2 separate regions of the Homo sapiens genome follow, and region 2 is linked to region 1. Evidence: read pairs that join two places in POLR2A ChIA-PET (ENCODE). Cell type or tissue: PC-9. All regions are shown on one strand. Each heading gives the region's core, and the rest is flanking DNA. Links, peaks and the distances in the headings are about the cores only. Region 1 overlaps SZT2 (SZT2 subunit of KICSTOR complex). Region 2 overlaps PTPRF (protein tyrosine phosphatase receptor type F).

Region 1 (3,462 bases), core at 112-2,611:
CCTTCCTCTCTTTACAAGGTCCTATGTTGACAATTTGGGCTGGGCCTGTGCATGTTTATCCCACCAGGCTTGCACTCATGTGAGGGTCTCAGATACTTTCACACAGCCCTCATGCGTGTCCTGCAGACCTTGTATGCTTTATGGAACTCATGATGACACTCATACAAAACTGTGTCCATTTTCACAAAGCTCATGCCCACACACATCTTGTACACTTACACACTTGCATACATCCCCACATGTGAATTTTTTTGGAGATGGAATCTCACTGTGTCGCCTAGGCTGGAGTGCAGTGGCGCGATCTCGGCTCACTGCAACCTCCACCTCCTGGGTTCGAGCAATTCTTGTGCCTCAGTCTCCCAAGTAGCTGGGATTACAGGTGCACGCCACCCTGCTTGGCTAATTTTTTGTATTTTAGTAGAGATGGGGTATCACCATGTTGCCTAGACTGGTCTTGAACTCCTCAACTCAGGTAGTCCGCCCACCTCAGCCTCCCAAAGTGCTAGGATTATAGGTGTGAGCCATCACGCCCGGCCTGCACATGTGAATCTTGTACATGCTCCTAAGCCTCTGGATCTAGGACTTAATGATTCCTGTCCTTATCATCCCACTGACCTCTCCTGAGATTTGATGTAGTTCTCGGCCCAGGGAAGTCCTTTTCTCACCAAGGACCTCTGTGCTAGGCCTACTTGCATCACTGTCCTTGGCCTGTTCTTGGTCATGTTCACCCACTGGCCAGTACTGACAGGTCTGAGTCTTGGGAAGTAGGCAGCCCGTCTGTTGCCACCTCCATCTCCCCTGAGCTCAGGGACAACTCTGCAGCCACCTTTTCATCCACTGTCAAATCTCAGATTCCCGTGTTTGTGGCCCCTGCTCTATGTTCCTCTCCAGATTCTGTGTTCTCTGCCCTTTCCCAGTGGCTGTATGCGAAAAATGAGCTGTTCACCTTACACATAGCTACTTTCGTGTCTCCAGATTTGTGAGTTTATCAAGGCATGTTCTCCCTCCTCTCTGTTTTCAGTTAGAACCTTTTCAAGCCAGTAGTCCAGAAATGCCAGTTCCAACTCTCTCATGTTTCTGTGACCAGCTCCCCACTCCCCAGGTTTCCCTCTCTTCCAGGCATTAGGAAGAGAAGGCGTGCCTGCCCCTCCTGTGATCCCATCTCAGAGGCCAGGCTGGCCCCTCCTACCCTGGGGAGGAGCTGCCCAGCTTGCTATCTTGACAGCCAGTTCCCAGCTCTAGGAGCTTCTCTAAAGGACTTTAGTTTGCACACTTGCCATAAGTTATGCTCTTTCCCCCAAATCTGAATTCCTTTAGACACTGGGTTAAAAAAAAAAATGTTTCTACAGCAAAATTTAAAGCCAGGTCTTCCCTTCCCACCAATCTTTAACAATCACCAATCACTAAGTCTTGTCCCAGTTTCCTTGAGGTTTAAATGGGACATTTTTTCCACCAGAGGTTTTGACCCCCAGCAAGAATTCTGGCAGTTTATAGCCCCTTGGCGTGAGTGGGTCCCCCCAACCCCTTCTGTTCTGTCCCTTCTTCCCAGTCCCTCCCCTGCTTCCCTTCTCCCCTATCCTCTGCACTAAACTGTAACGAGCAGTAGGCCTCTGAAAGCCTGGAACTGCCATCCCCCCCAATCAAAAGACAGCAGCTTTGCCCTTTCAGAGGAAGGTACCTAACCAGGCATCAAGCATCTCCTTGAATTTTCCTAATCAAATTGTAGACAGGCATCACCTTCCCCCTTCTCTTTCCTGCCCAGCACACACCCTCTCAGTAGCAGAGGCTTAGTCTCCACCTCCCCACTGAGCACTGTTTTTGCCTCCCTTGAAGCAGCAGCTGCTATGGAGAGAGCCCAGCCTTGCAGTCTAGACCTGGACTCCAAGCCCAGCCTTGCCACTCACAGTGGCAGCTTTGTGGGTCTGTTTCCTCCCTTGCAAAATGATTCCATATAAAACAGATTCTGGGTCTGATCACCATGACTGCATGCCACTAGCCTGCCTCATCCTCTTATCCCTCCTCCTTTTCTATAGCACCAGCCGGCCACGGGCCATGGCTATCCTTGGAACAGAGGGTCGAGGCTCCTTCTCCTGCCCTAAAACCAAGACTGATGGGAGCCCCAAGGTAACTTGTCATATAATGGTAAAGTTACTGATGCTAAATTACTTTCCCACGGCCTGAGGTCATTGACCCTGAGTGATGTACCGAGGTCACTGATCCCAGACTGACACCATTAAAGTCAGGGTCCAAGGGACTTCCACCCTACTGATTCGAGGCTGGTGAGCCCCCAAACCTTGCCCCCTTTTTTGTTTCTTCAGAGCACTAGCTCTCCGGTAACCACCTACCACCTGCAGCGGGCACTGCCTGGGGGCATCATCCTCATGGAACTGGCATTCCAGGTAAGCAGGAGGAGCACTGAGTGGAGACAGCCAGACCCACCTGTCTCTCGCCTTCCTGATCTCATCTTCACCTTCCCTCCAGGGCTGTTACTTCTGTGTCAAACAGTTTGCCCTGGAATGTTCCCGAATCCCAATGGGGCAGGCTGTCAACTCACAGGTATGTGAATGAGCTGCGGGCACAGTCAGTGCACCCCAGTGTGCTGTGGGCAGCATGGCTCCATGTCCCATTTGCTGGGCAGTAGAGTAATGCAGTAGGCGGGCTGGCCCAGTGATTGATTCACTGCTATGGCCTGGCTAGGTCAGTGCTCATTCTGGTGCCATGACTGCACTCACTACAAGGCTGACCCCATCGGTCATCCAAAGCGTGTTCAGCTGTAGCCCTGAGGCAGCACAGTGCCTGGTCTGGCCTGTAGTCATCTAGAGTCTGTGGCAGACCCTGATGGAATCTGGGATAGAGCAAAATGGCCCAGTTTCTGAAAATGGCCCTAGTTTCATGGAGATAGTTACAATACAGTATGAAAAAGGGAGGCTAGAATGGGGAGGCCTTCCCACAGAAACCATTCTGGCAGAGGGCGTTCCACTAGGCCACAGCAGCAGGGGAAATCTTGTGCTTCTTCCCACGGAAGGAGGGAAATGTGTTTTGGGCAGCCAGTGCAGCCATACCTTAACCCTGTCTCCTGCTGCTGCCTCCCCAGCTGTCCATGCTGTTCACAGAGGAGTGTGACAAGGTGCGGGACCTGATGCACGTGCACTCGTTCAGCTATGACTTCCATCTGCGCCTCGTGCATCAGCACGTGCTAGGTGCCCATCTGGTGCTGCGGCACGGCTACCACCTCACCACCTTTCTGCGACACTTCCTGGCCCACCACCCTGACGGACCCCACTTTGGCCGCAATCACATTTACCAAGGTCAGTGCCCAAGGGCAAGCCAGTGAACCCAAAAAAGAACAGGCCACAGGTGCCTCCAGGTCAGGGCTGGTGGGACCACCTCCCTGGACAAGTGGTCCCATGTTGTTAATCATCTCATGTCACACATACCACGTCCCCATGTTTCTGTCCTGTG
Region 2 (9,835 bases), core at 8-2,507, 110 kb after region 1:
CGGGTGCAGCGAGATGAAGCCATCTATGAGTGTACAGCTACTAACAGCCTGGGTGAGATCAACACTAGTGCCAAGCTCTCAGTGCTCGAAGGTACGTGCTAGGGAGACGTGGCACGGTGGGCTGCCGGGCTGAGGCGTGGGAAGAGCCAGCCAGCCCTGATCCTGTCCTGGGCCCATGTGCATTTGGCAGAAAGGAGGACTGGCCACCTCGGGGTCAGTGAAAGTCAGTGGTGGACAGGGATAGTCATTGGATCTGGCCTGGATTGTGCGGCTTATGCTGAGGCCAGCCATGTGGGGCATGATGCCTTTGTATTCTCCTGCTGAGCCGGGTCGTTGGTTGGGTGGGGTCTGGGGTCTGACTTGAGGTGTGGAGCTGCAGCTGTGTATCCCTTGGGTTACGTGGTTATGGCTGTGGCTGTTTGGCAGTGAACCGGATTTCCATGTGGAGCCTGGCCGTAGGTGTCAGGCAGGTGTGTTCCTTGTTGCCCCTGTGAGCTGAGGGCTGGGGCTCTGTCCGTGGATTTTAGTGTCTTCTCTCACTTGGTGGCTTCTCCATTCATTCACAAACACTCCCTGGACCACCTTGAAGTCCTCTGAGCACCGAGGAGGAGGAAGCTGTGTCTAAGCCAAGTCTTGAGGACAGGTGGGAGTTGGGGGTGGCAGTTGGCAGCTAGGCAGGTGCCCAGGCCCAGAAGCAAGAGAGGATGGAGCTTTCAGAGAGCTCTGAGTAGTTCAATTTGGGTTTTCTGGAGGGCAGAGGGGGAGCTAGAGAGCACAGGAAGAAGGAGAAAGCAATTCAGCATGAGTCTGGAGAGGTTTGGAGGGCAGATTACACAGGATCTGGCTGAGAAATGAACACTCTCCTAGGGACATAGGAAGCCACAAACAAGGCGGGGGTGACATGATCAGACCCCAGCCACAACTGATTCATCAGTCTGAATGTGTTTATGTTTTCAAAATATAGCATCGATTGTTGCTTGCTTTTTTTTCTTTTCTTTCTTTCTTTCTTTTTTTTTTTTTGAGATGCAGTCTCACTCTTGTTGCCCAGGCTGGAGTGCAATGGTGTGATCTCAGCTCACTGCAACCTCTGCCTCCCGGGTTCAAGCGATTCTCCTGCCCGGCCTCCCAAGTAGCTGGGATTACAGGCATGCGCCACCATGCCTGGCTAATTTTGTATTATTAGTAGAGATGGAGTTTTACCATGTTGGTCAGGCTGGTCTCAAACTCCTGACCTCAGGTGATCCGCCTGCCTCAGCCTCCCAAACTGCTGGGATTACAGGTGTGAGCCACCGCACCCGGGCCGATTGTTGCTTTCTTTTTAAGAATGTGATGTCGATACCTGTTCCTTTTTGAAAAATTGGAAAGTATAGAATAGCACAGAGGAAAAAATTAAAATGTCTCAGTTTACCTCTAGTAATAACATTTGGTTACTTACTCGTGGCCCATTTTCTGTGCATACATATATATGTGTGTGTGTGAACAGAAATGGGACCACATACTGTCCGATGATTTGTAGACTGCTTTAAAAACAAACAAAAAAAAATATGGCTAACATCTTCCTTGCCACTAAATATTCTTCTGTATCATTATTCTTTTTTTTTTTTTTTTTTTTTGAGACGGAGTCTAGCTCTGTCACCCAGCCTGGAGTCCCGTGGTGCCATCTTGGCTCACTGCAGCCTCTGCCTCCTGGGTTCAAGCGATTCTCCTGGCTCAGCCTCCCGAGTAGCTGGGACTACAGGTGCGCACCACCACTCGTGACTAATTTTTGTATTTTTAGTAAAGACGGGGTTTCACCATATTGAACAGGCTGGTCTGGAACTCCTGACCTCGTGATCCGCCCACCTTGGCCTCCCAAAGTGCTGGGATTACAGGCGTGAGCCACCACGTCCAGCCTGTATCATTATCCTTAATGGCTATGGGTAAGCTGTCACATGCAAGTACCCTAATTTATTTAGCCATTCCCTTATTGTTGGACACATATGTTCTCAGTTTTTTCGTTTCTATAAATAAGGTGCCATACACGTCGTTGCAGATGGATGTGTTCACCTTCCTGATTATTCCCTTATTCTAGGTTCATGGAAGTGGAATTGCTGAGTCAAAGGGCACATGCATTTTTAAGCCTTTTGATATTTCCAGAAGATTGTGTCAATTCATACTCCTGCCAAGCAGGGCAGAAGAGGGCCTCTTTCCTGCACATCTTCCCCACTGTTGGGAAATATCTTCAAAAAAATATTTTTTGCCAAGTTAATAGGCAAAAAATGGCATCTCAATTTAATTTGCATTTCTTTGATTACAAGAACAGCTGCACATGTTTTCACATTGGCCATTTTTACGCTGTGGCTTTATCTGTTCACACACACATCTCCATTCAGTTACTCTTTTTGTTGTTGTTGTTGTTGTTTGGTTTTGGGGGGTTTTTTAGTTTTGTTTGAGACAGAGTCTCACTCTGTTGCCAGGCTGGAGTGCAGTGGTGAGATCTCGGCTCACTGCAACCTCCACCTCCCGAGTTCAAGTGATTGTCCTGCCTCAGCCTCCCAAGTAGCTGGGACTACTGGCAGGTGCCACCACGCCCAGCTAATGTTTGTATTTTTAGTAGAGACGGGGTTTCACCATGTTGGCCAGGCTGGTCTCGAACTCCTGACCTCGCCCGCCTTGGCCTCCCAAAGTGCTGGGATTACAGGCCTGAGGCACTGCGTCCAGTGTCGGTTACTGTTTTGCATCTGTGTCTTGTATGAGTCCGTGGGCTCTACAAGCTTAGAGGAGCCATAGAGGACAGTGGTTAAGACTCTGGACCACTCACTTCTCGTGTGTCTTTGGGTTAGTAACTATGCCTCTGACCCTCATTTGCTCCATCTGTAAATGGATATAATGCCTACCACCCAAGCTGGTTTGGAAGATTGAATGCTGTGTATGAAGCGCTTCCCAGGAGTGTGGTGGTGGTTGCTGTGGGGCTGGAAGCTGTACATCTTGAGGCCTCACCACGTGAGCTGAAGGTGGTTGGCCTCCGTGCTGCGTGGCATCATCCGGGTGATGCAGCTCCACTGCCTGCTCCCACGGGGGGACATACCTGTGCAATAGGAACTCAGAGAACAGGCCCTGGGCCAGCATCACTGATTGCTGAGTGTTCTCAGGCTCCTCCCTGCCACTTCTGACCTGTTTCCCCACTCGTGACCTGGGGGCAAGTATTTCAATGCTGCCCAGTCCTCCTATTGGCAGCTGTCCTAGCAGGGAGCCATCTGCCCTGCCCTGGCATTTGGGAGGTGGCTGAAGGACCAGAGGCCCCAGAGGGCTTCTTTTCAGGCTCTCAGATTGGGGAACAGGGCCTCCTTGTTAGTATTGAAAGAGGAGTCCTTCAAAAGCGCCTAAGCCCCAGGTCCTGGGTCAGGAGCCCTCTTACCTCTGCCACTGCCCTGGGCAGCCTTACCTTTCAAAGGGTTGAGGAGGATGGAGGTGGTCTTTCAGGCCTGGGGTGAGGAGGACGGACTTCAGACTGACAGGAGGGGCTGGGTGTGGTGGCTCACGCCTGTAATCCCAGCACTTTGGGAGGCAGAGGCCTGCACATCACTTGAGGTCAGGAGTTCGAGACCAGCCTGGCCAACATGGCAAAACCCCATCTCTACCAAAAAATACAAAATTAACTGGGCGTGGTGGCGCACGCCTGTAGTCCCAGCTACTTGGGAGGCTGAGGCAGGAGAATTGCTTGAACCCAGGAGGAGGAGGTTGCAGTGAGCTGAGATTGCGCCACTGCACTCCAGCCTGGGCGACAGGAGACTCCATCTCAAAAAAAAAAAAAAAAAAGAGGACCTGCAGGAGGTGCCTCCGTTTGGTTTCTCTACCAGGGGCCAGCAGTATATGTTTGCGCTTCTGGGGTGTGAGAAGTGTCTGATGAGGCTGGGGAGAGTGTGGCGCAAGTACCCAGACCCTGTCCATGCTCCGGGGAAGGGTGTGGAGCTGTGGGCCTGAGTGAGCCCCTCCTGCTTCTGAAACATAGCACCAGGAAGACAAAATGCTGACTTATCCTGCTGGTCTGTATAACCTTGGCCAGCATTGGGCTTGACAGAAAGGCGTGCCGCAGGAGGGCCAGAGGGAAGCAGCCCAGAGGGTGAACACCCGCCCCCTGCCCCGCCTCACCCCACCCCTCCCCTCCCTCCTAGGAGGATCAAGAAAGCTGGGTGCCTGCAGGAACTGGGTGAAAGGATGGTTGGACTTGGACTGGAGCTCTGGGGTGGGGCCGGCAGGAGCCAGGGCCATTCTTGGGAGGCCACCACAGGGTACGAGGAGGGCTGGGGAGGGGATGGAGCTAGTTGGGGTCGGGGAAGTAAGAGTCCTTCCTGAGTTGCACACAGCTCTCCCTGTGAGCTGGTCTCCTTGGAGAATGGCTGAGGGCTGTCTGGGGTGAACTGGCTCAGGTGAAGATCAGTGTGCCCCCAAAAAGGAGTCCAGGCCTGCAGTCTGTTCTGTGCCCTCTGCCTTTGCCTCATGTCACACCAGGCCCAACTGCTGTGGCTCCAGGGCCACTCCCACCACAGCCCGTGGGAGTGCCCCCCCAAATCCCCCACAGCCGTGCCCTTTGCACCTCGCATCTGAGCAGGATTGTTATTCCCAGTGTGGCCTCCCCTTGACACCCCCGCCAGGACTGCATACGAGGTGGGGGTGCCCAGCACAAGCTGGCCGGGGTGAGCCTGTCCTGGCTGTGATGAGCGTGGGGCCCGCCGCCCAGCGTTCCTGTCTGAGTGGTAATTGAAGCCATTAGCGCGCCAGCCTCTCCCTCGCCGGGTAATGGCAGGAAAAGCTCTTCTCGCTCCGCACTCTTGAGGCGGCGGCTGAATCACTCCCCCTCCAACCCGCCCGCTGCCGCCACTGAGACAGGGAATCTGACATTTTCCCTCACCAGGGAGGGGGAGCCCTGGGGGAGGGGAGGGAGGCAGGCCTGGATTCCTGGCCTTTCCCTCCAGGAGGTTGAGGGGCAGTGAAGGTCTTGGAGCTCAGTCTGTAAGTCATGGATTCACCTGGGGCCGCAGATTTCAGGCCTGGAAGGACTGGCCGGGAAAGCCCAGGAGGCCGCCAGACATTCAGTGGTGTGGGGAGGGCACTGATGACTTTGGGTAGGTTCTGGGAGGGACAAGGAGGCGGGGAGAAGAAAGAAGCTGTGGAGCAGAGATGAGCTGTTTTGGACTTCTCCTGGGGGGCTTAGCTCCAAGGGTTCTGAGTACAGGTAGCATTACTTGTCTTGGGGTCATTGATAGGGCAGATAACGTGCACTGTTCGTGTGGTGTGGGTGCCCTGTGTGCCATGTTTAAGGCAGTGTTTGTGTGAAGTGTGTGGTGCAGTGTGTGCAGCAGGGGTGCTGCCTTGCAAGCTGTGCGCACAGAACGGGGTGTGCAGCGGTCAGCGCACACGTTACCATCAGGCAGTGGGGAAGGGGCAGTGTGTGCAGGAGGCACTGCATGCTGTATGGGCTGTGTATGCAGCGCGCAGTGTTTGTGTGCACGTGTGTGCGTCAGGCAGTGCGTGGTGTGGTGGTAAGCAGGTAGTGAGTACCTTATGGGCTATGTATACAGCAAGGCATATGCATCAGGCAGTGTGTGGGCAGTAGGCAGTGTGTGTGTGTGTTATCAGGCAGTATATGTGTGCGGTGTGCCGTGCGGCAGGCTACCTGTGTTTATATCGGGTAGTGTGTGTGTGTTTATGTGCAGCAAGGGTGTGCAGTAGGTGTGCAGTAGACTGTGTGCAGCAGGCGTGTGTGTGTGTACAGCAGGTGGTGTGCAGCAGGCAGTGTGTGTATGTATCAGGCGGGGTGTGGTGTGTGTTTATGTGCAGCATGCGGCGAGTACTTTGTGTGGTGTACAGCAGGTGGTGTGCGGCAGGCTGTGTGTATGTATCAGGCTCTGTGTGTGTGTGTGTGTGTTTGTACAGCAGGTGGTGTGCAGCAGGCAGTGTGTTTATCAGGCAGTGTGTGGTGTGTGTGTGCATCTTTATGTGCAGCGAGTAGTTTGTGGGGTGTGCAGCAGGTGGTGTGTAGCAGGCTATGTATGTATCAGGCTGTGTGTGTGTGTGCGCGCGTGTGTACAGCAGGTGGTGTGTAGCAAGCTGTGTGTATGTGTCAGGCAGTGTGTTTATGTGTGTGTGTCCAGCAGGTGGTGTGTAGCAGGCTGTGTATGTATCAGGCAGTGTGTGTGTGCGCAGCGGGTAGTTTGCAGGGGTGTACAGCAAGCAGTGTGCATGGTATGTACAGCAGATGGTGTGCAGCAGGCAGTGTGTGTGTGTGTGTGTGTACAATAGGTGGCATGCAGTGGGCAGTGCATTTGTGTGCATGCAGCAGGCTGTGGTGTGTACAGCAGGTGGTGTGCAGCAGACTGTGTGTTTGTATGCATCAGGCCGTGTGTGTGTGCAGCAGGCAGTGTGTGTGTGTGTACATGCGCACACGCAACAGGCACTATATTTGTGCAGCAGGCCATGTGTGTGGTGCATACAGCAGGTGGTGTGCAGCAGGCTGTGTGCTTGTACATGCAGCACATAGTGTATGTGTGTTGATGTCAGACAATGCATGTGCATGTGTGTGGAGTGCACAGCAGGTGATGTGCAGCAGGCTGTGTGTGTAGGTGTGCCTCGGGAGTGTGTGGGGGTGGGAGTGGACAGCAGGTGGTGTGTGCCTTACAACCTGTGTGGGCAGCAGCAGGAGTGGGCAGCAAGCAGCCCGAGCTGAAGTGTGGTGGGGTCAGTCTGGCACTGGCAGGAGGTCGGAGATGCTGTGTCTGGGCTCATTGTCTCTGGGACCCCGCAGGATCCCTGTTTGGAGCTGTTGGTCCGCCAGGAAGTTCGACAGAGTTGGATGTGGCCAGAATGGTCTGGCTGAGCTGTTCTCAGCACCTGTTGTGGTCGACCTCAGCAGCTCCTCTGTAGCCAGGCCAGGAGGTGGGGTGCACCAGATAGGGATCCTGCCCAGACCTGCCTGCAGGAGGTCTTGGGACCCTTTCCTCTCCCTCCCCTACCCCACCAAGCCCACAGTCCCTTCTGTCTGTTCCCACCTGGCCTCAGTGTCCAGCCAGCACCATACCACCTATGCCATGCGGGCCAGGGAATCCAGGTGTCTCGATGGAGTGCCTGGTGTTGCCAGCCTTGGAGCAGGCTCTGGGGAAGGGCTGTCCGGCACATGAAGTAGTGACCAGGGTGGGGGCTAATCAGTGCTGTACTGGGCTTGGACCTCTGGGTTCTGCAGGAGCTCTGACCCTGGCTGGCTTTGGGGCTCGTGGGATGACGAAGGACCTCTTGATATACCCCCTGACCACTCCACAACACAGTCCTTTTGGAAATAGCCCTAGAGACAGAGGGTCAATGATAGACATATGACCCTGTCCTGAGGTATCCTGGGCTGGGCTGGAACTGGAGCAGAGCTGGTGAGGGAGCTTACATTTGCAAGATGGGTACATGTGTGTTTTCTCAAGGAGTCATCTCTCCCTGCTCCACCTCCTTCCCTGCTCCAAACCTGTATATTCCTTCCACCCATGGTGGAATGACTTGGCCCAGGCCTGACTTTGATGGCTGGGGAGTTGGGTAAAGGGCTATTGCAGGCACAAGATGGCTTCCCAAGTGGCAAGATGTGATCCCTTTCTATTGTCTACATGTGTGTCTGGGGTAACAGTCTGCTTTGGCAGAAGCTGGGGCTGTCAACTACCTGATTTGCAGCACAGAGGATGTAGAAGTGGCCCCAGAACCTGGAACCCAAGCCAGCTTCTACCTCTCCCTTAGCAACTGAGGCATGACCTGTATACCCCTGGTCCAGCTGCTGTAGTCCTCTGTGACCTGTCCTTACACCCCCATGACTGCAGTAGATTTCAGATCCACGCAGACATGAGGTTCTACAATCATTTCCTGGAGGTTCTAGGCCTCAGGGATGGGGATGGGAGAGGTATTAAGTAAGTTCTCCTGTTTTTATTAGCTGTGATCTGCCTTGAGGCGCCCAAGTGGATTCCCTTCCGAATGGGTGCTCCTGTTTAGTAGGTGGTACTCCTGCCTCTTCTGTTAGCCATGGACACTGGGCACTTCCCCTGTGCCCAGCCTGCCCCCCTGCCCCTATACTCACAGGTACTTGTAAGGCCCACTGTACGTGTTCCCTAGCCTCATGACCACGGTGGAGCCAATGGCTCTGGGAACAGGCTCACCAGGATGGCGGTTTAAATGCCCAAATGCCCTGTGCATGCACATTCTCCATCCTTGGTAAGGTGCTCCCTCCTACTGGTTTGCTTGCTGGGGAGAGAGGACTTGTTTTTTTTTTTGAGATGGTGTCTGACTCTGTGGCCCAGACTGGAGTGCGGTGGCACAATCTCAGCTCACTGCAACTTCCGCCTCCCGGGTTCAGATGATTCTCCTGCCTCAGCCTTCCGAGCAGCTGGGACTACAGGCACGCGCCACCACACCTGACTAATTTTTTGTATTTTTAGTAGAGATGGGGTTTCACCGTGTTAGCCAGGATGGTCTTGACCTCCTGACCTCATGATCCACCCGCCTCAGCCTCCCAAAGTGCTGGGATTATAGGCGTGAGCCACCGCGCCTGGCCCTGAGAGGACTTTTTTGAAACGGAGTCTCACTCTGCCACCCAGGCTGGAGTGCAGTGGCGTGATCTCGGCTCACTGCAACCTCTGCCTCCTGGGTTGAAGCAATTCTCATGTCTCAGCCTCCCGAATAGCTTGGGATTACAGGCATGGACCACCACGCCCGGCTAATTTTTTGTATTTTTAGTAGAGATGGGGTTTCACGAAACATGTTGGCCAGGCTGGTCTTGAACTCCTGACCTCAAGTGATTTGCCCGTTTTGGCCTCCCAGAGTGCTGGGATTACAGGCATGAGCCACTGCTCCTGGCCAAATTTTAATCAGAGCAATGACGTGATCAAACTTAAGCTTCAGAAAGGTCCGTGTGGGTGCATAGTGGGGGCTGGAAGGAAACCAATGACAGGTTGTTGCAGTCCAGGTGAGTGATGGCATTGGCGCAAATCTGGGTATGGGTAGGGGAAGATAGGGGAGCAGATCACTAGAAGGTTAGAAAGAGGCCGGGCACGGTGGATCATGCCTATAATCCCAGCGCTTTGGGAGGCCAAGGTGGGCAGATCACTTGAGGTCGGGAGTTCGAGACCAGCCTGGCCAACATAGTGAAACCCCGTCTCTACTAAAACTGTAAAAATTAGCTGGGTGTGGTGGCAGGAGCCTGTAATCCCAGCTACTCTGGAGGCTGAGGCATAAGAATTGCTTGAACCCGGGAGGCAGAGGTTGCAGTGATATGAGATGGCGCCACTGCACTTCAGCCTAGGCGACCAAGCGAGACTCCATCTCAAAAAAAAAAAAAAAAATAAGATTAGAAAGAGTAGAGGCCTGCCTGGCTACCTGTAGGATTGGGGAGGTGCAAGGCTCCAGGTTCCTGGCTCTGGGGCTGGGTAGGTGGGGGTGCCATTTCTAAGATTCATGTACTAGAGGAGGACCAGGTTTGAGGAGGCGAGTTGGTGAGTCCAGTTAGAAATCTGTTGAGCCAGGTGTGCGCAGGCATCCAGGGAGGTGTCAAAGAGGCCTCGTACACATTTGCCTGGCACTCCGGGGGACATCTGAAGTTGGAATCTTACAGGCTGAGAAATAGCAAATCTCAGGAGGCCAGAGCCAGGACAGAAGGAGCCCCAGGAACCGACTCTCCATGTTGGGAGGAGGTTCCTGAGAGACTGGAGGGAAACTGGGAGTGTGTGAGGTCAAGAAATGCCAAGAGAAAAAAGTGTGCGAAGGAGGAGGAGTGGTCAGCAGGGCGGGGTGCTGCCGAGAGGCCCGGCATGTGTCCTTAACAGTTAGTTCCGTG

What was found. Peaks named below come from ENCODE experiments on the same cell type or tissue, not always from the same donor. Only the 100,000 strongest peaks of a DNase experiment are listed, where the experiment ranks them.
Region 2: POLR2A ChIA-PET joins it to region 1 with 6 read pairs; 6 of 35 experiments call an interaction of 5 or more read pairs at or near these places.

Annotation. Positions count from the first base shown.
Region 1 is chr1:43,443,861-43,447,322 of GRCh38, forward strand. It overlaps SZT2 (SZT2 subunit of KICSTOR complex), which reads left to right. Exons shown (of 72, transcript NM_001365999.1): 63 at 2,034-2,124; 64 at 2,319-2,399; 65 at 2,482-2,556; 66 at 3,095-3,308. Among named protein-coding and RNA genes, the nearest start is that of MIR6735, 2.9 kb to the right of the region's middle. In PC-9, for the core only: no CTCF peak of the experiment used is centred there; no DNase peak of the experiment used is centred there.
Region 2 is chr1:43,553,851-43,563,685 of GRCh38, forward strand. It overlaps PTPRF (protein tyrosine phosphatase receptor type F), which reads left to right. Exons shown (of 34, transcript NM_002840.5): 5 at 1-91. Among named protein-coding and RNA genes, the nearest start is that of PTPRF, 28 kb to the left of the region's middle. RefSeq lists enhancers at 3,348-3,925, 3,926-4,503, 6,816-7,393. In PC-9, for the core only: a CTCF peak has its summit at 759; no DNase peak of the experiment used is centred there; H3K27ac peaks cover 924 bases.